Linked DNA regions of Homo sapiens: region 1 is linked to region 2. A link is a loop called in an ENCODE intact Hi-C map of the cell type or tissue named here. Cell type or tissue: IMR-90. All regions are shown on one strand. Links, peaks and the distances in the headings refer to the core of each region. The heading gives the core; the rest is flanking DNA.

Evidence for each region. Peaks named below come from ENCODE experiments on the same cell type or tissue, not always from the same donor. Only the 100,000 strongest peaks of a DNase experiment are listed, where the experiment ranks them.
Region 1: it touches region 2 in a loop (8-fold over the local background); 2 of 110 quality-filtered maps call a loop at or near these places.

Annotation. Positions count from the first base shown.
Region 1 is chr13:36,730,013-36,742,848 of GRCh38, reverse strand. The region is part of intron 3 of LOC102723490 (a long non-coding RNA gene); the gene reads left to right. LOC124903156 (a long non-coding RNA gene) reads left to right here and starts at 12,726. Exons shown (of 2, transcript XR_007063758.1): 1 at 12,726-12,836. It also overlaps the pseudogene GAPDHP34 and the pseudogene TCEAL4P1. In IMR-90, for the core only: a CTCF peak has its summit at 6,525 (motif pointing right); a DNase peak (open chromatin) is centred at 6,528; H3K27me3 peaks cover 162 bases.
Region 2 is chr13:36,974,972-36,987,807 of GRCh38, reverse strand. It overlaps ALG5 (ALG5 dolichyl-phosphate beta-glucosyltransferase), which reads left to right. Exons shown (of 10, transcript NM_013338.5): 6 at 2,068-2,181. Among named protein-coding and RNA genes, the nearest start is that of ALG5, 18 kb to the left of the region's middle. In IMR-90, for the core only: a CTCF peak has its summit at 6,450 (motif pointing right); DNase peaks (open chromatin) are centred at 6,457 and 8,267; H3K27ac peaks cover 917 bases.

The DNA.
Region 1 (12,836 bases), core at 2,219-10,218, 250 kb after region 2:
TTCTATAGGCTGTGTGGGAAGCATGGCTGGGGAGGCCTTAGGAAACTTACAATCATGGTGTAAGGTGAAGAGGAAGGGGGCGTGTCTTACATTGCTGGGTCAAAAGGAAGAGAGTGAAGGGGGAGGTGCTACATACTTTTTAAAACAAACAGGTGTTGTGAGAACTCACTATCACAAAAACAACAAGGGGGAATCTGCCCCCATGATCCAATCACCTCCCACTAGGTCCCTCCTTCAACGTTGGGGAATACATTTGGATGTGAGATTTGGATGGGGACACAAATCCAAACCATATCACTAATGGTGGCTCCAGGTGCTTTCTGGTCCATATATCTATTGTTCCCACACATGGGTAGGCTAGACAGAAAGGCAGAACCTGTCCCCAATCCCCACAGATAAGGAAAGAGAGAGGAAGCCTCAACATGGAAAAACTCTACCATGACAATGAAGGAAAGCCTGTGAACCAAGGAAAGGGAAAATGAAGAACAAGCACAGGAGGAAGGAAACCTGGAAGCAGCTTGTACCCTGGAAAACCAGGAAAAATTAGAAAATGATGGAAAGATAGAAAACAAGAGAAAGGCGGAAGATGAGGAAAATGCTAAAGAATAAGGAGAAGCCAGAGAGCAAAGGAAAGCCAAAAGGAGGAGAGTCAGAGGGGGAAACAAAGGCTGCAGGGAAGCCCCCCACTGAGGACATTGTACCCAGGAAAGCCAAAAGAAAGCCAACCGGGGGCTGGCTCATGCCTCAAGGAATATAAGAAGGCCATACATGATATGCATTTGAGCAATGGGAAGATGATCAGAGAATTTGATGAGATGGCTAGGGTGGAGGATGAGGTGAAAAAAATCAGACAAATATTGGGGGTAGGCCTTATGTCGGTGTAAAGAAGTTTATAGAACCCCTTCCACCTGAAAAACCCAAGAGAACTCAGCATGGCTGTGAGGTCCTACAAAGGGGAATTGAGGACACTTCTTACGCATCTGCCCCTGACAGGCATTTACCAGGCCCTGTGCTTAACCTTCTGCCAATACTTTGCTTTAAGTCACCCTTCTGTTACCACAGCCTTTGGGCACAACTGCAATGCTCTATGGTTGGGCACAACTGCAATGCTCTGTGGTTCAGTATCAGATTTTCGTCCATTGCATGGAAGAAATGGTGCATTGTAAAATTAAGAAACACAATTTGAAGAACCATTAAAAAAAGAAATGAGAATGGAAAATGAAAGAACTCATAAATGATGGCCTTGGTTTTCTCACGAAAGTAGAGGAAGAAATAATTAATTTTGGCAGGAAGATATTTTTGGGGGAGGTGGAGAAATAGGGCCGAGAAAACACTGGAGAAAAAGTGACATTTGGGTCATGTCTCTCAGGTAGCATCATGTGTTTAGCTATTTCACAACCAACAATCATCAGTGATTTACTTATCCGTGGGTAATTACATGCTACTAACTTCTTATTATCAAGGCCTTTCTCCACTACCCCATTTTCAAGATTATCTATCATTTATCAGGCTTGCCAGTATGAGAGAAAGAACATTAGAACAAGGGCAACAGTAGTCACCAACGCAGAGTTGATAAAATACAGCAAATAGCCCAGTATGGCTGATATATATGGTGCTGGGTTGGATAAGTGGTTAGTGGTGAGGACAGAAGACCTGAGATTAACTAGGAAGGGATAGGCCATACTAGAGAGCTCAGAAGTGATTCTCAGTGGGGAGCTCATGTAGATTTCCCTCATCTGAGTGTAGAGTATGGTATTAATGGTCCTGATGGTACACGACAAGGTAGGGTTTTTCAGGGGCTTGGAGTGGAAACTGTGTTGAGGATGGGAGTTTCTCAGTGTATTGGGGGGTGGAGGCAAGGCAAAGACTTCCCAGTGATGGAATCTCTCTCTCTTTGTACCTCAAGGCTATTGGACTTGTTTCAATAGCCTTGAAACAAGGCTATCTTACTCCTCGGGAGACCTGATTACTATAATCAAATTCATACTAAAAAGCTTAACAAAGTGGTCATTGAGGGTGAAGCCAGGCCCTGCATCCACAGCGTTACACTATTAGAGTCATGGGAGACAATCTAGTCTTCAATGTTGCTCAGGAGGCTCTTCGGAAGCCCCCATCACCTGCTTCACCACATTCTTGATGTCATTGTACTTGGCAATGTTCTCAAGGTGGCAAGTCAGATTCATGACAGTCTTGGCCGTGCCAGTGATGGTGAGGATGCTGCTCTGGGCAGCACGATGACCACTGCACCATGGTTTGCCAGAAGGACCATCCACAGTCTGTGAGTGGCACTGATGGCATTGTTTATAACAGTGAGGTCCTCCCTGCTGGGAGAGTTCCATGGATGTTCTTGGGGAGGAGGGCTGCACAGTTGGTGGTTCAGGTGTTGTTGCTGATAGTCTTGAGGGAATGCTTATGTTTCTCATGGTTCACTCTCCTTGCACACATGGGGGAATCAGCAGAAGAAGCAGCGATGAGGACTTTTGTGACTTCACCTTTAAGTGAACCCCAATCTTCTTGAAGATAGTGATGACACCAGGGGCCCCCATACCAACATCACCCCATTGGAGGTTGGTGGGACCTGTTTCCTGGAAGATAGAAATGGGCTTCCCACTGATGATGAGCGTCCCATTCCTATCCTTAAAGATTCCATTGAACTTGACATAGTGGAATCAACTTGGAACATGAGGACCATGTAGTTGAAAACAATGAAGGGATCATTGGTGGCAATAATGTTCATTTTGCCAGTGTTGAAAGGAGCCCTGTAACCAGACACCTAATACTGCCAAATCTATTGACTTCAACCTTTACAATGGTGTTACATGAATGCGGCTGGCACTGCACAAAAAGCTGCAACTGTCTGTCCAGTGGAGAGTAGCAGAAAGTGCAGTGGGGAGTTATTGTCCCAATTTATAGAAAGGGGTTGAGGCCTAAGAGACATTTTACATTTAGTATACATAGGACACAACTAATATATTCTGTGAAATTATTCATGAGAGTGACATCCCTGGCATGTAATGGATGAGAAGGAAACTTGCCTAGAAGGGCAGGAGTGGGGTTGGGCTTGTGGCTGAAGCATGGGAGTATAATGTTATCACCTGGGAAGACTGGTATGGTCAAGGGCCTATCCTTGACTTTAGGATAGGCCTGTGGAAACCCTGAGAGCACCAGCCAGAACCAGGTCACCATCCAACCCTTCTGTCCTACAACCCTTCCTTCTTCCTGGTCCCATTACTCCCCAAAGCTGCCCACCCCCAACCGAAATGCCCTGACTTAAATTCAAGGGGCTTTCTTTGCTGCATCCCTCCTGCGCTTTATACCTTGGGAATATAGCTGTCGGCCTTGATCCTCCCTGGTCATCGCCTGGTTGAGAACAAACATGTCTCAATAGCAACCTAATTATTATGTAGGTAAGTCAAGAGATACTTTTGAGAATTTAAAGGGGTATAAATGATGGAGGTGGTAGTTTCCTCCATGGCCTTTCTCACAAACTAGAGATAATGAGGTTCTATAGATTACACTTCCTCATGTATTTGACGAGGAAGTAAAGACTTGCTAATGTCTAGCATTTACCGTTATCGCTTTGAATTCACACACTATCCTTTTGCTTTAAGTTTAAAACACTCTGTATGACATTTTCTCAGTTTTGAAACCAGACTCTTAACTCTCAAGGAATTTTGTTAGGTTGCAATAAGATTTGTACTTTGCATTCTAAGTTGAATGAGAAGTGGTGCAGAAAGAGAACATGTTCACATCCAGTCATTTAAAAAATTAATCTTGGGCATAATCCTTCTAAACAAGCATCCCAGTACAACACTTAAATGCTATCCAAACCTTAGATAAAACAAAATATGATTTTGATCAGTCATAATGAATTAGTAAAATGTCAGTCTGTGTTATTTTCAAATGAGATAGGAAATGCATAATGGCTGGTAAATTGCCTTTCATTAGAAAACCACAGAATAAAACTGTAAGCTTTTTCTAAGTATTTATTTCTGAATTTACATAGTTTTGATATATTTACCAACCATGCTTATGCTTCCTGAGTTATTAAATAGATAAGCTGCTTTACAGAATGAACCAAACTATAAACCAATTAAACTTTACTAAGGGGCAAAATTCCCTGCATTTTTCTATGTTTTTGAGTTTCATGGCTGTGTGACTATCCCACTCTCCCCATCCTATCAACCTTCATTTATTGAAGATTTTGCCATCTAATTCACAGAAGGCCTGGCTTCCAGAACTCCTGCCATAATTATAGATAGTATTAATATTCTGGTGAAGAATCCATCCAGACTTTAACTTGGTCTCCTTAACGTTTCACTTTTACTTCTATTCTACATGAGCTATCCATCCTCAACTTCATTCTCACCAAGAACAACTTCATTTCTGAAGTTGCAAAGGTCAATATGAAAATAACCTGTGACCACAGCCTTTTGGTTCTCCAGCTTTTACCCACCATGCCCAGCGAGTCCTTTGGTTCCCAAGCTCCCATTCCCCTCATTGCTTCGCTTCCTTCTATTCCATCCCTGGCTAGAAACGAGGGAGCATCTCTCAAACTGTTCTCCTGCCTGGGCCTTCATTTCTGCCAGTGGTATCACCCTGCTGTGTTCTGACCATGGTTAATGTAAAACTGGCCTTTTCTGTCCCTTGAAGCAGGTACTGAATGTTGTTGGAGGAAATCACAGGTCGTTGTCACCACATACTTTTGGTCTCCAATCTCAGTGAAATGCTCAAAGCTATCCTTTGGCGATTCTCCAGGGAACAGCCTCTTGCTTTCTTCCCAGGGATTCTTCCCTCTTCCTTAAGCCCCAACCTCCCTGATGACATTTCCTTTCTCTCGGCAGATGACACTGCCTCATGCTTCATTCACAGTGAAAGGCAGACGCTTTCAGGCACAAATATCACCACTTCTATTCCTCAGGGTTCCTGCTTTTCCCGTGAGGCCACTTGGTGGACACATATACTGAGATCTCAGCTAGACAGAAGGGATTTGTATTTAACTGAGGCAGAGTCAGGGTCATTATATCAGGATGTCGGAAAACATCTTTTTGCAGCTACCTTTGTTCTGTTTCATAGCAACTAGCTTTCCAGCTCACAGATAATGAAAATCAGGACTGGGTAAGAGAGTGGGTTATTTACTCCACGGGTATTTGTTGAGCACACATTATGGAAATAGCCCTTAGGCCCCATGGACCCAATGATATCAACAGTGTCTCATTCACGTTTCATAGATGCTAACTGAATGAGTGAATTAGATAAATGAATGAACAAATGTGGTAAACAATCCCTGAAGTGAAGTAATGAATGAAAAATTAAGTGCAAGTTGAGTATCCCTTATCTAAAATGCTTGTGACTGTGTTTCAGATTTCAGTATTTTCAGATTTTGAGTATTTGCATATACGTAATATCTTGGAGATCGGACTTAAATCTAAACACAAAATTTATTTACATTTCATATACACCTTATATGCATAGCCTGAAGGTAATTTTATATGATATGTTTAATATTTTGTGCATAAAACAAAGCTTGTGCTAAGTACTTATGTGTGGAACTTTCTGCTTGTGGTGTCAAGTCAGTGCCCAAGAACATTCAGATTTTGGAGCGTTTCAGAATTTGGGTCTTCAGATTAGGCATGCACAACCCGTATAAGATGCGTAAGAAATTTTTCTGCTCAGAAGGAGCATATACTCTAATTTAGAAATACCTTAATATGACATTATATAATAAAGTTTTGAAATGTGTGGAATTAAAAATTAGAGACAAGATAATGTATAAGAAGGTGCTAATTATATAGTCCAGGCAGGGTAATTCAGGCAGAAAAGTTCTTTTTCCTTTTTTAATACAGGAGAGATCACATTATTCAGCTTTGCATTTTCTAGGTTCACAATATATCTCAGGAAAGAGAAAGAATAAATACTTCATGTTGCTAGAGAAAGGGGATGTTGGACCATGAAATTTAAGGCAATATAGAAAGAAAAAGGGAATTTCTTCTAGAGAGCACGGCTAAAGGAAGACCATAAAAAAGGCAATGTGAAAATTGTGGGCAGTGAAAATTGTATCTGGGGAATGACAAGATCAGTTTACCTTGTCCATCAAATTTGATAGATAGAACGTGTGTGTGTGTGTGTGTGTGTGTGTGTGTGTGTGTGTTACAGAAATTCCAACTTAGGGACTAGTTTGTTAGAAATTTAGTAATACTATTGGGACCCACCTTAGAGCACAGTTATGATGGTGCACTCATATTGGAAGAAAAACACTTTTGCTTATGATTATATCCTGGGAGCTTGCAAGAATAAGTCATCTATTCTTGTTCAATAGTTAGTAAAGAGTTGATGTCCCTAATAATTACACAGAAAACTTGCAGAGCCTCTTTCGGATGCGAGCTGATGCCCTAAAAGCTTTGGGACATATAAATATTTACAAGAAAATCTCAGGGTGGGCAAATGAAGGCATGCATAAGCAGTTTGTAACACATAAAAACTCGATTTATAAATATTTCATGTTAATATGTGGTCACCACCAGGGGGCGAATTCCTTTCCACTTGCAAAAATAGCTGCCAGAGGAAAGGAAAACTGCTTCCACCAGAGCTGGTGGAGAACAAAAATCCCTTCTCTGCTTTACAGAGTCATAGAAGATAGTGAAGGTCTCCTCTTTTGCCAGGGGTAGGTTTATATAGGTTTCTAACATTAATTGCATTTCCCCCATAAAAATGTCATAAATAATGGTTAGGTTTGCAGGATGATTCCAAAAGCAAAAAATTAAAATATATTTTAATACTTTTAAAAAGCCACATATACACACATATATGAATGTATTTATATGAATATAGATAATTATGTATAACATAAAATTATTTATAATTTTATGGAAAATTTTATTTGCCTAAGTACAAACTTTCAGAACTCAACGCATTTATATGAGAATGCCTATTCTTTCAAGGCATTAAATAAATGCCAAATGAACAGCGGGTATGTAGTCACCCTTAAATATTTTCCTATCTTCTTAAATGTAGAATTACTTATTAAAGAAACAATAAAGAATTGCCAATACATTTCAAGATAACCTATTTTTTCCTTTTATGAAGGAATAAGTGTTTAGCTTTCTTTTTGCAGCTTGATAAAAAGAGACTAGCCTCCTCGCCTTCATCCCCATCCCCAAGCACTTGATCGCCATTGTCTGAGACTAAATTATAAATGTTCCAGCTAAAGTTAATAGTGAGCTGTGCTGTGCTTATCAAACAGCTTCAGGCTCTGCCAATACCCTCTGTACTACAAACACAAAGGGACATTCATTATATGTCAATTTTTTCAGCCTAATTTGCTCCCAAAGCTATCACAGGTAGAAATTACTGTTATTAGTATCATCTTCAAACAGGAAAGACAGACGGTATTAGCAAGGTCCTTTACCTGTTTTGTAGCAGTGCTTTGACATTACTGCTCAGTGTGACCAATGTCTGTGGCCCTCCCTTCCCATGGAGACCCTGCCCTTTGCAGATTTCAAAATCAGTCTGGTACCTCCCTCCACTTAGAGCCAGTTGGGTTATAAGCCACTAATGAGTATTTTGTTCCTTCTTAAGCAAACAGAAGAAACATAGTTCTCATCCATCTGCTATGGACTGAATTTTACCTCCCTAAATTCATATGTCAAAGCTCTAACCCCCAATGCATTTGGAGATGGGGGCTCTGGGTGATCTTTAGGTTTAGATGAGGTCATAAAAGTGGGCCTCCTGATGGATTATGTCCTCATGAGAAGAGGAAGAGGCCTCAGAGCTTGCTCTCTGCCATGTGAGGACACAGCAAGAAGTGTACCATCTGCCACCAGGCAGGTAGCCTTCACCAGAACCTGACCATGATGGCTCCAGGATCTCAGACTTCCAGCCTCCAGAACCGTGAGGACTAAGTGTCTGTTGTTAAGCCACCCAGTCTACGGCATTTGGTTAAGGCAGCTAAGACAATAATATCTGTAATATCTCAGATCAACTTTTTTCCTTCAGTATATGTTTAGTAGGAAGCATTAGACACATGAAACCCTATTCGTGTAAGGAGTACTACTTCACTATGAAGAGTGACTCATCATCCAATCTGGAGCTCTCAATTAGGCATGATAAAATTGGCTGCAGGCAGAACCTCCAATGGGTCAAGGGGCAGCCTGAAATTGTATCAGTGTTGTATAAAAGTGCATTTTTGCAGGGAGGCAACTAGAGCGTCCTCAAATTTTCTGGTTAGAGTCCCTATGAAGTTTAACAGCCACTTATCTAGATTTGTTTCTCCTCTGACTTTTTGTTTTTCTCATTGAGCTGACATCTGATAAAGAGTATCAACTCTAGGATTATAAACATTGGGGTTGAAAGCTTGATTTCTTTGCCACTTAATAGCTGTGTAATAAGGGCAAGTTTCTTTATTTCTTTCTTTATCACGCAGTTTCCTCACATGTTGTATTGGCTGTTCTTGCATTGCTATAAAGAAATACCTGGGCCGGGTGTGGTGGCTCACGCCTGTAATCCCAGCACTTTGGGAGGCCGAGGCAGGTGGATCACGAGGTCAGGAGATAGAGACCATCCTGGCTAACACGGTGAAACCCCGTCTCTATTAAAAATACAAAAAATTAGACGGGCATGGTGGTGGGCACCTGTAGTCCCAGCTACTCGGGAGGCTGAGGCAGGAGAATGGTGTGAACCCAGGAGGCGGAGCTTGCAGTGAGCCGAGATGGCGCCACTGCACTCCAGCCTGGGCGACAGAGCAAGACTCTGTCTCAGAAAAAAAAAAAAAAAAAAAAAGAAATATCCGAGACTGGGTAATTTATAAAGAAAAGAGGTTTAATTGGCTCACAGTTCACAGGCTGTACAGATAGTATAGAACTGCCATCTGCTTCTGATTAGGCCTCAGGGAGCTTGTACTCATGACAGAAGGTGAAGGGGGAGCAGGCACGTCACATGGTGAGAGCAGGAGCAAGAGAAAGGTAGGGGGAGGTGCCACACACCTTTAAGCAACCAGATCTCATGTGAACTCACTTATCACCAAGGGATGGCCTAAGCCACTCATCAGGGATCCACCCCCATGATCCAAACACTTCCCACCAGGCCCCACCTCCAACATGAGGGTCTACATTTCAACATGAGACTTGAGTGGGGACAAACATCCAAACTATATCACCTGTGAAATGGAGTGTTAACTAATTCCAACCTACAGGGCAGGTGGGATTTTCAATGAGCTATAACAGGGGTTCTAAAATTTGAGGGTGCATCAGAATCACCTAGAGGGCTTGTTAAACCCCACACTACTGGCTCCCACCCCCAGAATTTCTGACTCGGTGGAGGATGAAGCCTGAGGATTGGCATGTCCGACCAGTTCCATGGTGATGCTCAGTGAGTCCATGAGCAACGCTGCTGGTCTAAAGACCACACTTTCAGAACCACAACTTTCCTCCTGAAACACTCATGGAAACCTGGCCCTCGTGATTTATTTGTCTGTTTCTTTGCCTGATACCTGGATAAATCCTTCTGTTGCTCTGTGGTGCAACCCTTCATTTCAGTATCCAACATCTGAAGTTCCAGCTCAGACCTTCTGAGCCAGCAAGACTGCTGGGTTCAGTCTGACCTCACTGGTAAAGAACAGAGTGGGTTTTCAATGTCTAATAGAAATACACTGCATGGCACATGTAATTCTAAATTTTCTAGAGGCCACGTTAAAAAAAGACTAGTAAAATGAATTTTAGTTACATATTTTATTTAACCTAATATATCATCAATGATAGGATATTATCATATTAACATATTAACGATATGGACATTATTAATAAAATATTTTTCTTTTTTTGAACAGTCTTAGAAATCTGGTATGTTCTGGTATGTATTTTACCTTTCTAGCGCATCTTCATTCAGACTAGCCCCATTTCAGGTGATTAAGAGTCATATGTGGTTCGTGGCTACCAGGCTGGGTGGCACAGTCTTAGAGTATTTGTAAGTGGGAGAAAACTGCTGTGTATTCTCAGAGTAAAAAACTCCCCAGAGAGTACTGGGTTCTTTATGTTATAGACTCTTCTGTCACCAGAGTACCATAACCTCTCCAAAGGCCAGGTGTCCTTGCGTGAGAAAACTGAAGGCCTGGGCCTGGGATATTTTTATAGGAAGTTGCACATTTCACTAGGCAAAGAAAACATTCTTAGATTTCTCTTTTAATGCCCCTAAAATAGTCACATTTCCAAAATAAGGCTTTTCTGCTTTGAAATTGAACTCATAACATACCCACTGATTCTGATATTTCAGTTGGGTCCAGGAGTGGTGAATTCACTGCTTTTAATTCTTCCTGGGAGAAATTCTGGGAGACCATTTTGAATAGGCAAATTGCCACGTAGGTAAATTAGAGTCACTGTCTTCGAATTCAGCTTCCCCCAGACAGCAATAGCCAGTGCTTACCCCCAGGAAGTTAGAGCCTACCCACCCCAGAGAATTTTCACAGCAGATGTGGTTGAGTACTTCATAATGAAAATGCTCAGTCTAAATTTACGTTTTCTTCTTAGACAACACTGAGACTTATTTTTGCCATTTTTTCTCATTTCTGCGAAAGCAGTTCTTAACCCATAATATTACCTTTGTAAATATCTCAAACTGAAAATCATTTAAATTTTGTTTCTACGGAAAAGTGTTGGCGATTCATAAAAGAATAGTTGTATTTTCTAAGCTTTCCAGTATTACTGAAATCCATTTGGAAAATGTGACTATATTTTATAGACAGAATGTCAGATGTTTTAGATTTGCTGTGGAATTGCTAAAATTATGCCAGTAGTTGAGAATAAGTTGCCTCTAATTTTTTCTACCTGAACCTGTAACCACATCTAGGCATTTTTCAGGCACATAGTTTATCAGGGAAAAGTAATATTATTATCCTATTGAACCATATAAGACTACTGTTTTTGTAGGTCAAAAATTGTTGAATAGTGACAATTTCATGTATGTAATCATAACTAGAGAGGACAGCATTTTTCTTTTCTGTTCATTTTCCATGCCATTTAAAATTGAGTGGTAAGAAAAAAATGTAAAAGCTATGAATTTCAAATTTGCACTATTTCTAGTGGAAAAGAAATAGAGCAAAATGCTTTAGAGCTGTGATTCTCAATCTTGATGGTGCATTAAAATCACCTGTGCGACAAATACACTCTAAGGTGACCCCTAATGAGTCATGCCCAGTGGAATATGGAAAAGGCATTGAGATGTCACTCCCTTAGTTAGGTTACATTTTATGGTGAAGTTGACATGAATCACTTCTATGATTACATTGTGTTGTATAAGACTCCTTCTTAAGGGAACTGTGGGCAGCTTCCAGGAGTAAAGAGTGCTGATGGCCATGAAGGAAATGGAGAACTTAGTCCCTGAGGGAGCTTAAACAAAGATCGTTTCACTACGAAATCTCTGATGAGACCACAGCCCTGGCTGACAATTGAATCACAGCCTTGTGCAGAGGACTCTATTAGGCTGTGCTCAGATTCCTAGCCCACAAAAACTGTTGGATAGTAGATCTGCCATTATTTTAATCCATTAAGTCTGTGGTAATTCATTTTGCAGCAACAGATTACTGATACAGCTGGGGAGCTTTAGCAAATCGGGATATACGAGACCAATGGCATCAGAATCTCTGGGGCTAGGACCCAGGCATCATTGTTTATATAGTTCGTCAGTGATTCTGATTCACAGACAGAGCTAAGTACCACTGCTGGGGAGACAGACTGGTTTGAATTTTGGCTTTGTTCACCATTTCCCAGCTAGATGACCCTACACAAGTGACTGACAGTCATCTTTCGTTGCCTCTGTTTCCTCACTTGTAAATGTAGACAGTGATGTTACTTTCTGAGGCTCTGTGAGGACGAAATGAGATCACATTTCTTAAATATTCAGTAGGGTCTAGGATACAAGAAACCCTCAATAAAATGTAACTCATAGATGCTAAGAACAGCCCCCTTGTTAAATAATGTAATTGAACCCTCTATTAGTCAGCTTGGATTCCACACAAAATACCACAGGCAGGTGGCTTAAAAAAACAATAGGAATTTATTTCCTCACAGTCTTGGAGGCTCGAAGTCCAAGGTCAAGGTGCTGGCAGATGGGTTTCTGGTGAGTCTGGTCTTCCTGGCTTGCAGCTGGTGCTTTTTGCTGTGCTCTCACATGGTCTTTTCTCTGTGCCCACCCCTTGTGTCTCTTCCTCTTCTTGTAAGGACACCAGTCCTATAGGATCAGGGCCTCACTCTCATGACATCATTTAACCTTAATTGTCTCCCTAAAGGCCCTGTCTCCAAATATTGTACACTGGGAGTTAGGGATTTAACATATGAATTTTTGAGGGCCACAAAGAGATCCATACCCAACAAATAACATCAATATTTCAGGAGGACATTTTACAGCAATGGCACTGATGTTCCCATGAGGTACAGAACATCTTCTATAGCAGAAAACTATGATACCAGAAAGTGAATTCACTGAAAATAGGCCAAAGTTTCATAGGAAGTAGTGGAGAAAAGATTTTATTGGAATTTTATTCTGAAAAGTGAAGCTAAAACATGTAAAAATAAGTTGATTTCTATTTTTAAACACAATTGAATTAAAACTAGAACTATATGCTAATTTTTAGAATAATAAAGAAGGAATCTAGTGTTGATTTTTTAAGGTGTAAATATTCTAACAAAGTAGTATGATAGTAAATATAATTTTCTTCACTTCTAGTTTGACTTTGAAAGCACAATTATAATGAAGATCATTTTTGCAAAACTTATTCAGCTGTCTCCCAGGCCTTCCTAAGTTTTTGCATGTAAATGGCTAAGGATGTACCTCTTGTGCCACCACTT
Region 2 (12,836 bases), core at 1,641-9,640:
GAAGAGAAGAAAATGAGGGGATAAATGTGAGAGCTATTAAAATGACATAGCATTGGGTCTGGGATCAGAGAGAAGAATGACATGCTAAGCCATTCTTACATTGCTATAAAGAAATACCTGAGACTGGATAACATATAAAGAAAAGAGATGTGATTGATTGACGGTTCTGCATGCTGTACACGGAGCATGGTGCCAGCATTTGCCTCTAGTGAAGGCCTCAGGAAGCTTCCACTCATGATAGAAAGCGAAGTGGAAGCAGGAGCATCGTATGACGAGAACAGGAGCAAGTTAGCGGGCACGGTGGTGCCACACACTTTTAGACAACCAGATCTCATGAAAACTTGCTCACTATTGCAAGGACAGCACCAAGCTGTTCATGAGGGATCCACCCCCATGACCCAAACACCTCCCACTGGGCCCCACCTCCAACATTGGGGATCACATTGCAATATGAAATTTGGAGGGGACACAGATCCAAACTATGTCAAATGAGTACCACTGGCCTTGGGTAACAGGGAGGATGACGATGCCATTAATAGAAGGAATGAAACACTGGAGGAGGAGCTGGTATAAGAGGCAGTTATGTTGAGTTTGAGCCATGTTAAGTTTGAAACAACATGCAGTGGTATCCAGAATAGCCTAGGAGAGAGGATGTGAGTGAGTCATCCACATATGTCAGATGATAGTTGAACCTGAAGCCATTAAACTGGCAAAGAGGAGGTTACAGAGAAAAGGAGAATCAGGAAATCTTAAGGCAGTGAGGCACATGAGAAATAATGGGTATAAAATATGACTGAGGAAACACAAATGGGAGTTGCTATGGTAGACTGCCTTTTCAAGGAGCTGCAGCAAAGTGAAGGCCATAGACGGTAGAACAGGAAAGTAGGCTTAAACAAGTTTGATCACGCATCATTGAAATTAGTCACTTACTGGTTTTTTGCCCCATTTCAGACTAATAGCTCCAGTTTTTTTACCACCTCAGCCTCCCAAGTAGCTGGGACTACAGGCATGTGCCACTATATCAGGCTAATTTTTTAAATTTTTTTGTAGAGATGGAGTCTCACTGTATTGCCCAGACTGGTCTCAAACTCCTGAGCTCAAGCAATCCTTCCACCTCAGCTTCCCAAAGTGCTAGGATTGTAGTAGGTGTGAGTCATCTCACCTAGCCTTTTGCATTTGTTCTAATGGGTGTGATTAAAAAGACATCACAGATACTAACTAGTTAGCTTATTATACCATAGAATAAATGATCTGATTTCTCTCTACATTTGTATATGTCTTACCTATAGTCACACTATGTTGTGTTATCAAAGCAATTTTACTATATCAAACCATAAATATATTTGCACGTAAGAAATAAGGAATTCACTCAAATACATCAGAGAAATTAAAAGTTGATGTGCAGTTTATTTCTGTATGAAATATGCACTCATGGAGCCATAATTTGCACAAAAGACCAGCCAATTCAGAATTGAATGGCATAATTTTGCTGTTTCAAATACCGCAAATGGCATAACATAACATTTGGATTTATGCATAATTCTTAAAGTTTATTGACACTTTTTATTTCTTTAATTAATTTAGTAAACTTTAGATCCTATAATAAATGATACTAAAGACCTGTGCATTTCACAGCATATCTATATATTAGAATGTTTAATCTGTCTATAAACATGTTCTTTATATGTGGTTCTAAGTAGCCCGTAATTCATTTTAAGCATCATGACACGATAAACATATAATATGTATGATACGTACTGTCCGTTTTTTATTCTTTGTGATGCAGAATATCTTTAATTTGTCCAAACCTATTTTATTATCTTGGTATTTTCCAAGATATTTGTAGTATGACTTCACAAAGTTTTTAAAATAATGAAGATAGGCAATAGGTTCATTTGAGAAGATCTTAATATACAGGTAATTTGTTTTCAGTGAACTCTGGCCTCCTTCAGCCATCTCATACCTCATCTTTCACTCTTAGGTATTTTAAGTAGAACAGACTGAAGTGTCATTGAATTTAACCTGAGTTTTAACCAATTTTCTTTGACTTGAAATTTTAAAATACAGGGTATATTCAGTTCTCGAGGAGAAAAGATCCTTATGGCAGATGCTGATGGAGCCACAAAGTTTCCAGATGTTGAGAAATTAGAAAAGGGGCTAAATGATCTACAGCCTTGGCCTGTGAGTATAAGAATGTAGTTTAAATAACATTCAGTCAAGAATGCAGGAGAGCTAAAGTAAAGTTAAAGGAGAGTTTACCTATCAGTTTAAAAACTGAGTGTTTTTGGTATGAAATCCTTATACAAATGGTACAGCCCCATAGAGGAACTGATCATTTTGTTACAAATATTGTCTGATTTTATGAGATTCACTTGACAATTACTTATTTAATATTGTGACCATTTCTCTCTCTTGGTTTCTGATTGCTTCTACCCAAGTTTTAATATTTATTGTGCATATTCAATTAAGACTTTTATTTAAAAGTATAGCCTGAATTCCAGGTAAAGATGTGAAATGAAGCTGGATCACAGAATCCAGTTTTTGATGAAACAAACAAAATCACAAGCAGCAATCACTCAAAAAGGATTATTTGAAACTTCACACCATAACTTCAAAAAGTGGAGGTTGAGGAAAGAAATAAAATCCTAGTACCATTCCTACCTTTTAAAAGCCATTTAGAGAAATAAGATGAATTTGGCAAACGCTCAGGATCCTGAGCGTTTGCCAAATACTTCCCAATCTGGAAAAAATGAATAAGAGAATGAAAAAGCACCCTTGGACAACATCAAACAATATACCTACCATCACACAATATGTCAAACAATATACCTACCACCACACAATACGTCAGAATTTCAGCAGAAGCAAGAAAACTTGCTGAGGTCTGCCATTTTTCAGGACTGTAAGCTGAATTGGGGACACAGATCCATGTGACTAGATCCTTTCCTGGATGGAGTGTACCTTGTTCAAGACACTCGACAAAATCTCACAAGACCAGGGAACCCAAGTAACCAACAAAGCCACGTAGAGCTCCAGGGGAGGGTCCCTCCTCCCTGCCTTCCCACCGTCTACCCTCAAGTCCAGATATAATACTCAGGCCTTGAAATTCTAGTTTAGAGGGGGAAGAGATACAGGTACATCAAGGAGAATGTTCATTTACTGTAGGAGAGCTGCCCATGTTAATCATGACAAAATAAAAGAAAGAAATGGCAATCACACCAACATATAATTACACAAAAAAGAATTAAAGTTGCATACAAAAGATTTAAGACAGTGTAATCCAAGGAAAAGGACAAAATTACATGCAAGTATTCTGGCTAAAGAAATAAAACAATGAAAATAAGAATTTAGCAACACAGGTCTTCAAAGGTAAGATGACAAAACAACAAAATGGTATTAAAAGAAAAATTACAGGCCAGGTTTACATGCCTGTAATTCCAGCACTGTGGGAGGCCAGGGCAGGAAGATCACTTGAGGCCAGGAGTTTGAGCCCAGCCTGGGCAACATAACAAGACCCCATCTCTGTAAAAATAAGAGAAAAATTAACAGGGTGTGGTGGTGTATGCGTCTAGTCCCAGCTACTTAGGAGGCTGAGGCAGGAGGATCATTTGAGCCCAGCAGTTTGAGGTTATAGTGAGCTGTGATTGCCCCACCGCACTCCAGCCTCAGTGACAAAGCAAGAGCCTGTCTCAAAAAAAAAAAAAAAATTACAGAACTAAGGAAACAAATTGAGACCAAAATAAGATGAATATGTAAAACTATCTATGAATGAAATAGACCTAGTTTAGAACTGAATATTATTACATATTTATTAAGATCCTGTTATAGCAAAAACCAAACCAAACAACACAAAAAGGTAAACATATAAGGCCCCCCCAAATTTAATAATAATTACAGAAAAACTCACTGCATATCCTTCTAGAAATAAATATTTATTTAATTCCACACTTTGTGAAGTATATTTCTCCCCCACCATCATCCATCCCCATCCCTTGTATTTCTAGCTGTTTTTTTTGTTTTTTTCTAGGTGTTTTTTGTTTTTTTAAGATTCTAAGTGAATCAACTAATATAATTCTTAAGAGAATTAGCTGTAAAGATATTCATACCATTGCTCTTCAGACAAGTAGCACTAGCTGCATGTGTCTATTTAAATTTAAATAAAATGAAAATTTAGTTCCTCAGTTTCATTGGCCACATTTAAATTACTTGTTGCTAAAAGCTACCTTTTTTTTTTTTAAAGGAGATAAGGTCTTACTGTGTTGCCCAGGCTGGACTCAAACTCCATCCTCCTGCCTCAGCTTCCTGAATAGCTGGGACTACAGAAGTGAGCCACCATGCCCCGCTTGTTGTATAGCATTTCCATCATCACAAAAAGTTCTCTGGCTTATAACATGATATGAATTTATTGTTGGATATGTTGTAGTTCACTCTTACTAAAAAAGTATTTCATGTCCAACATCTTAGTAAATCATGATAGGCTAAAAGGAAAATCTCATTCATAAAGTTACTTGGTGTGATTTCCTGATTTTCTCCAGAGGACCCCAAGAGAAACTTGATAAATATTTCCCTTGCATTATCTTTCTAGAGGGAGTCACTCAGTGGGAGGGAGGGCATAAGGCATCAGATTTTTAGCAGCTGATTTTGTCATTCAGCAGTAGGGCAAAGATAATTTAAATGATTTTGCTGATGTTAGGGAGTGAACCAAACAATAAAACAAAAATCTGAACTTTATTCTTATAAATCTAGTTCCTTTATACTACTCTGTAAAGAAAAGGAGTTCTGATGCCATATTTTTTCCTTATCATAATCCCATTTACTACACTGTTACTAGAAATGTTAAGTTTTAAAGAATTAAAGCATGTGATTATCATTAAGCTATTAATTCGTAGCCTTGGTTTTACAGCACCTTAAAGTATCCCTAATTATTTAAGTGTCCCAGCTCAATTGAATTAATTTGAATTAAATTTAGTAAGTTTTATTAATATGCATCATGTAATACTCTTTGCAGGAGGTGGAAAGGAGGCAAATAAATGATAGGTGGTTAAAGTTACAAAATTCATAGTTTTTGGATCCACCCAGTGAAAAATATGGTTCTGACAAAGCTTATAAACAGCCAGTCATTGCTCTCAGAAAACTTACATTCTGAAGTTGACATGCATAGAGAAATTAGAAGAAATCTTCTTACTTATGTAATTCAGGTGTTAGAGAACTTTTTCTGTAAAGGACCATATAGTAAATATTTCAGCTTTAAAGCCAGTCAGCCTCTGTGGCAGCTGCTCAACGCTCTATTGTAGCATGAAAGTAGACATAGATAAAATACATCCTTTATTTACACAAATAAGCAGCAGATCAGATTTGGGCTACAGGCTATAGTTTGCTGACTCTTAAATCTAATTTAATCATTTATCCAATATTGGAAAGTTTTTACAACTACCTAGTGATCTTTCAGCCTCTACTGCATAGCTCTAGTGATGCTTAAGCAGCTCATTCTGTCTCAGCTCAGCTGTGAAGTTCCTCTAGACACCAAATGCAAATATGTCTCCTTTTAATCACCCCCTTCCATTGTTTCTGTCTTCTGTAGCTACACAAAATTATCTACTCCACTTCTTTGTGACAGCCCTTCAGAGAGTCAAAGCTGTTTTCCATGTGTATTCTCTGTTTTAGGCTGTCAGTTCTTACGGTTTTTGTTGTTGTTGTTTGTTTGTTTGTTTGTTTTTGAGACAGAGTCTCGCTTTGTCATCCAGGCTGGAGTGCAGTGGCGCAATCTCAGCTTACTGCAAGCTCCGCCTCCCGGGTTCACACCATTCTCCTGCCTCAGCCTCCCCAGTAGCTGGGACTACAGGCGCCTGCCACCATGCCCGGCTAATTTTTTTTTGTATTTTTAGTAGAGACAGGGTTTCACCGTGTTAGCCAGGATGGTCTCTATCTCCTGACTTCGTGATCCACCAGCCACGGCCTCCCAAAAGTGCTGGGATTACAGGCATGAACCACTGCGCCTGGCCCAGTTCTTACAGTTTTTAAACATAGCATATTTTTTTCTTATAATTTTCCACTGAAGATGTGTCTGTTCGTGTGGATTTGGTTTCCACATTACATTGTTACTTCGTACAGGTATTGCCAACTCTTTTTCCTGTTCATTGCCTTTGAACTTTGTCTCTCCATCTCTATACTGGTGTGGATTTCTTTCTGTGTTCTTTTGCTTTGTTTTCAGGAATGGAATTGTGGCTAGTTATCTCAACTTCAACTTGTTAGATTTCTGTGTCTAAAAGTGTAGGTTCTTGTTCTATCTTAGGGCAATAGCTGTTTTCTCAATTCATTTAAGCCACAAATTTGATAAGCATGCCTTGCATGTATTTCCCTAAGCCCTAATAAAAATAGCGACTGAAATAGTTCAGAAAATAATGAAACAGGAACGTGGGTTTTGTAGTCAAGTCCTATAATTACGTGACTGTCTCACTAGATGGCAGTCATTAGCTTAAATATCTTTTACAATATTGCTTTGACCATTTAAGTCATTTCTTTAGTACGTTTTACAGTGGTTTCTAATGTCTTCTTTCTTAGCTGATTTTTTTTTAATGACTACAAAAAGAAATTTATTACTACTTGCTTGTATTTCCTCTTAGAGTAACCAGGTTACATGTTCTGGTTCTGATGATTCTTATACAAAGTCATCTTACAAAAGTTGCCTACAATTTCTTTTCTGATAATAAGTGCTCCTGTAAGGTTTTAAACTACATGTATATAATTTAAGTAGAGCTTTGTATAATACATACAAATAAAATAGGGCATTTACATTTTCATACTAAAAATTTTATTTTATTTTATTTTATTTTTGAGACAGGGTCTCCCTGTGTCACCTGGGTTGGAGTGCAGTGGCTCAATCTCAGCTCACTGCAACCTCTGCCTCTTGGGCTTAAGCGATTCTCGTGCCTCAGCCTCCCGAGTAGCTGGAATTACAGGCACGCACCACCACGCCAGGCTATTTTTTGTGTTTTTTGGTAGAGATGGGGTTTCACTGTGTTGGCCAGGCTGGTCTCAAACTCCTGGCCTCAAGTGATCTGCCTGCCTCGGCCTCCCAAATTGTGGGGATTAGGAGCATGGGCCACCACGCTCAGCCAAAACTTTCATTTATATTTTACTTGTATTTTCTTTTCCCACATCTTTGTTTTTTAATATGCAAAGCTTTCCTCTCAGATTTTCAGTTTCCTAACTGGTAGTTAGTCTACCTCTTTTTAAAAATATGCTTGTTTTTTAGTAATTTTTCTAAGCAAAGTATATGCTGGCCAGGCACAGTGGCTCACATCTGTAATCCCAGCGCTTTGAGAGGCCATGGTGGGAGGATCGTTTGAGGCCAGGAGTATGAGACCAGCCTGGCCAACATAGCGAAATCCCGTCTCTACTAAAAATTAGCCAGGTGTCGTAGCGCACACCTGTAAGCCCAGCTACTCGGGAAGCTGAGGCATGAGAATCACTAGAACCTGGGAGGCAGAGGTTGCAGTGAGTCGGGACTGCGCCACTGCACTCCACCTTGGTCAACAGAGAGAGACTCTGTCTCAAAAAATAATAAAAAATTTTTTCAAAAAATAATCCCAAAGTATATGATGATCACTTGTTCAGTTGCTTAACTTTTCTAAATAGAATCAAAAATCCCTAACAGGCAAAATAAATGCTAAAAAGTGTGTATTTCATGATCATAGAGTCATTTCTCAGGCTGTGACTTAGGTTTTAAATTATTTTATTTATTTTTTATTATTATTTTTTGAGACAAGGTCTCATTCTGTCACCCAGCCTGGAGTGCAGTGATGCGATCTTGGCTCACTGCAACCTCTGCTTCCAGGGTTCAAGCAAATCTCATGTGTCAACCTCCCGAGTAGCTGAGAGTGCATGTGCAAACCACCATGCCTGGTTAATTGTTTGGTATTTTTAGCAGATGAGGTTTCACCATGTTGCCGAGGCTGGTCTTGAACTCCTGACCTCAAGCAGTCAGCCCTCCTTGGCCCCCAAAGTGCTGGGATTACAGGCTGAGTCACCACGCCTGGCCCTTAAATTCTGATTTAGACATAGCTCTAACAAGCTGAGTTTTTAGTTTTTTAAGCCCACAGATGACTAGAATTAATGGATATGAAAAAGATACGGAGAAAAATTACATTAAGAAGAACCATAGGAAGCAGATCTTAACTACACGCACAACTCAGTCTGGAGTGCTGGGTTGCTTACTAATGACCCTGAATGCTCTTCTATCTCTAATATAGTAATCCTTGGCCAGTTCTAGTTTTGTATACCAATGATTCATATCTGCGTGCATGGTTTGGTTCCTTAAAAGAATGTGACAGTTAGTCCTTCTCCCTTTTTTTGTGGACCATGTGAGCAAGTCTAAGAAGCTGGTATGTTTGTTTCACCCTCTCAATATATGGGTAGAAAAGCAGGCTTCCAAAAGAGAACTCAACCTCCAAAGTCATTTGTTTTAGACACCATAACTCTGAGGTAGTGATTAAAATGAGGAAATGTGGCCGGGCACAGTGGCTCATCCCTGTAATACCAGCACTTTGGGAACCTGAGGACAGGCGTTTGAGACCAGCCTGGCCAACATGGTAAAACCCCATCTCTACTAAAAATACAAAAACTTAGCCATGCATGGTGGCACACACCTGTAGTCCCAGCTACTCAGGAGGCCGAAGCAGGAGAATAACTTGAGCCCAAGAGGTGGAGGTTGCAGCGAGCCAAGATCGTGCCACTGCACTCCAGCCTGAGCTACAGAGCAAGACTCCATAATTAATAAATAAATAAGGAAATGTATGTCAGGTGTTTAGCATGTGTTCAGCACTCAACCAGTACCTGTAATTATTAACATTCATCTTTTTTTCTTTTTTTTTCCTTTTTTTTTTTTTAATTGAGACCAAATCTCACTCTGTCACCCAGGCTGGAGTGCAGTGGCACAATCTCAGCTCACTGCAGCCTCTGCCTCCTGGGTTCAAGTGATTCTCCTGCCTCAGCCTCCCAAACAGCTGGGATTACAGGCATCCACCACCAGGCCCGGCTAACTTTTTTTGTATTTTTAGTAGAGGTGGGGTCTCACCATGGTGGCCAGGGCTGGTCTTGAACTCCTGACCTCAAGTGATCCTCTCACCTGGGCCTCCCAAAATGCTGGGATTACAGGCGTGAGCCACCACGCCCGGCTAACATTCATCTTTGTGCTTGATATTTTTTCATCAGATCCAATTCTGTTACTGTTTATGATTGTTAATATAAATTAGCTATATCTCTATCTATTCCTTTTCTCCAGTAAATTGTGTGAAAATATTTAACTTAAAAAGTACTGAGGACCGGGCACAGTGGCTCACGCCTGTAATCCCAGCATTTCAGGAGACTGAGGCATGCGGATCACCCGAGGTCAGGAGTTTGAGACCAGCCTGGCCAACGTGGCAGAACCCCATCTCTACTGAAAATATAAAAATTAGCTGGGTGTGGTGGCACGTGCCCATAATCCCAGCTACTTGGGAGCTGAGATAGGAGAATCTCTTGAAGCCAGAAGGCGGAGGTTGCAGTGAGCTGAGATTGTGCCACTGCACTCCAGCCTGGGTGACGGAGTGAGATTCCGTCTCAAAAAAAAAAAAAAAACAAAGGTGGGGCGCAGTGACTCATGCCTATAATCCCAGCACTTTGGGAGGCCGAGGCGGGTGGATCATGAGGTCAGGAGATGGAGACCATCCTGGCTAACATGGTGAAACCCCGTCTCTACTAAAAATACAAAAAATTAGCCGGGCATGGTGCCACGTGCCTGTAATCGCAGCTACTCGGGAGGCTGAGGCAAGAGAATCGCTTGAACCCAGGAAGTGGTTGTTGCAATGAGCCGAGATCTTGCCACTGTACTCCAGCCTGGGCAACAGAGTGAGATTCCATTAAAAAAAAAAAAAAATACTGAGAAAGATTTTGATTGATTTAGCATTTCTTGCTAGAAGATAATATATACTTTACTTCTTACCACCGTTTTTGTTTTTTTTTTTTTTTTTTTTTTTTGGAGACAGTCTCACTCTGTCGCCCAGGCTAGAGTGCAGTAGCATGATCTCAGCTCACTGCAACCTACACTTCCCGAGTTCAAGCAATTCTCATGCCTTAGCCTCCCAAGTAGCTGGGAATACAGGTGTGTGCCACCATGCCTGGCTGATTTTTGTATTTTTAGTAGAGACGGGGTTTCACCATGTTGGCCAGGCTGGTCTTGAACTCATGGCCTCAAGCGATTCCCCTGCCTCAGCCTCCCAAAGTGCTGGGAGTATAGGCATGAGCCACTGCACCTATTTTTTTGTTTTTTTAAATGAGTTGGGATCTCCTTCTGTTGCCCAGGCTGGGGTGCAATGGTGCCATCATGACTCAGCCACAATCCTCTTACCTCAGCCTCCCTAGTGGCTAGGACTACAGGCACATGCCACCACACCTGCCTCACTTATTAAAAGCCAACTGTCATAGTAACTTAAATACTCATTTTAAAAAACCATGGGAAATTCAGTTATACTCCAAAAGAGGTTTAAAAGAAAGAGACTCCATGTCTACAGACATTTTCTAACATGGGCAGTTTTTAAAACAAAGATATCTTTCATTTCTGAAGAACAGCTAACTTTTTGAAAAAATGTTTAGATTAATTCTACCTGATAGTGAGATTGGTATCAGGGATTCAGCTCTTACATCAGAATTCTTCAGATACACAAAACTCTTAAAAGCTCTTGGGGACTTATGCTGAGATAAAAACGAGATTTGTAAAAGAAAGTTTTTTGGATTTTGATTTGTTTTTAGTTAAATTACATGGTATTTTAACTCTACTCATGAATCTTTGAAATGGAGAAGTATGTTCTTTTTTATGTATTACTCAATAGTGTTGTTGCTCTTTTCAAGTTTAAAGTTAAAACTGATTTGCCATATGCTATTTGAACTTTTAACATGCTTCCTCTCTAAGAAAATCATTCTCTCCCTTTCTGCACAAAGTACCTCTACCAGAAAAACAAGGGAATAAATTATTTTACTACTAAATAGTAGGCAAAGTATATAACACAATTTTTTTTTTTCCTGAGACAGAGTCTCGGTCTGTTGCCCAGGCTGGAGTGCAGTGGTGCGATCTCGGCTCACCGCAACCTCTGCCTCCCAGGTTCAAGCGATTCTCCTGCCTCAGCCTCCCAAGTAGCTGGGACTACAGGCGCTTGCAACCACAGCCGGCTAATTTATGTATTTTTAGTAGAAATGAGGTTTTGCCATGTTGGCCAGGCTAGTCTTGAACTCCTGACCTCAGGAGATCTGCCTGCCTTGGCCTCCCAAAGTGCTGGGATTATAGCCATGAACCACCGTGCCCAGCTAAGAAAATTCTTTTCTTTTTTTTTTTTTTTTTTTTTTTTTGAGACAGAGTCTTGCTCTGTCACTGAAGATGGAGTGCAATGGCGCAATCTTGTCTCACTGCAACCTCCACCTCCCAGATTCAAGCAGTTTCCTGCCTCAGCCTCCTGAGTAGCTGGGATTACAGGCATGCACCACCACTCCTGGCTAGTTTTTGTATTTTTAGTAGAAATGGTTTCACCATGTTGGCCAGACGGGTCTTGAACTCCTGACCTCAGGTGATCTGCCCACCTCAGCCTCCCAAAGTGCTAGGATTACAGGCATAAGCTACCGTGCCCAGCCTAGAAAATTCTTTAAAGAAAATATGGATAGCTAAAACATCCCCCAAACGTTTTATTTTTTTATTAATAATAAAGATAGAATAACCAGAACTGACAAGAATTTGATTTAATAGTCAATATCATACCAGTTAATGGGAATGTAAGTAACATGTTTTGTTTTGTTTTTTTTTTTTTGAGACAAGTTACTGCTCTGTTGCCCAGGCTGGAGTGCAGTGGTTCCTGCCTTGGCCTCCCGAGTAGCTGGGACTACAGGGGCACGCTACCATGCCTGGCCAATTTTTGTATTTTTAATAGAGATGGGGTTTCGCTATGTTGCCAAGGTTGGTCTCAAACGCCTGGTCTCAAGTGATGTGCCCACTTCGGCCTCCCAAAGTACTTGGATTACAGGTAAAGAACCTTTTAAAGGAAAATTTGGCCCATATGCATTAAAAAACATTCAGACTTTTAACTTAGTATTCTACATCTATGACTCCAAAGAAGGAAATCTAAAATACAGATAAGAGTTTTATATTCAAAGATGTTCTTTCAGTTGCCTTTCTATAACATAAAATTAGAAAGGACAACAAATAGGCAAATAGTCAAAGTAATGGTAAATCTGTACATTAAAATATTGTATAGCCCTTACAATTGACAAGAAAAAGAAAAACTACCATGCAGCACTATTATGACAAATTCTTGAAAGGTAGTCAAACTTGAATCTTATCAAGCCTCTGAATCTAACTACCAGTTTAGAGGAAGTACAGGGGACAGGAGAACATGTTAAATGTCACCATGGGGGTGCAATCAGCAACATCTAAAACCTAGGAAACTGTAGAGCAAACAATGTGGTTTCTTCAGGTTACAAGAAAAAAATTTAAAGAGGTCGGGAGAACCCACAGATAAAAGAAATACCAACTGATTTGTATGGATTTTTTTGGTGGTGGTGGTTTGTTTTTTTAGACAGAGTTTTACTCTTGTTGCCCAGGCTGGGATGCAATGGTGCAATCTTGGCTCACTGCACCCTCCGCCTCCTGAGTTCAAGCAATTCTCCTGCCGCAACCTCCCAAGTGGCTGGGACTACAGGCGCATGCCACCACGCCCAGCTAATTTTTGTATTTTTAGTAGAGACAGGGTTTCACCATGTAGGCCAGGATGATCTGGATATCTTGATCTTGTGATGTGCCTGCCTCGGCCACC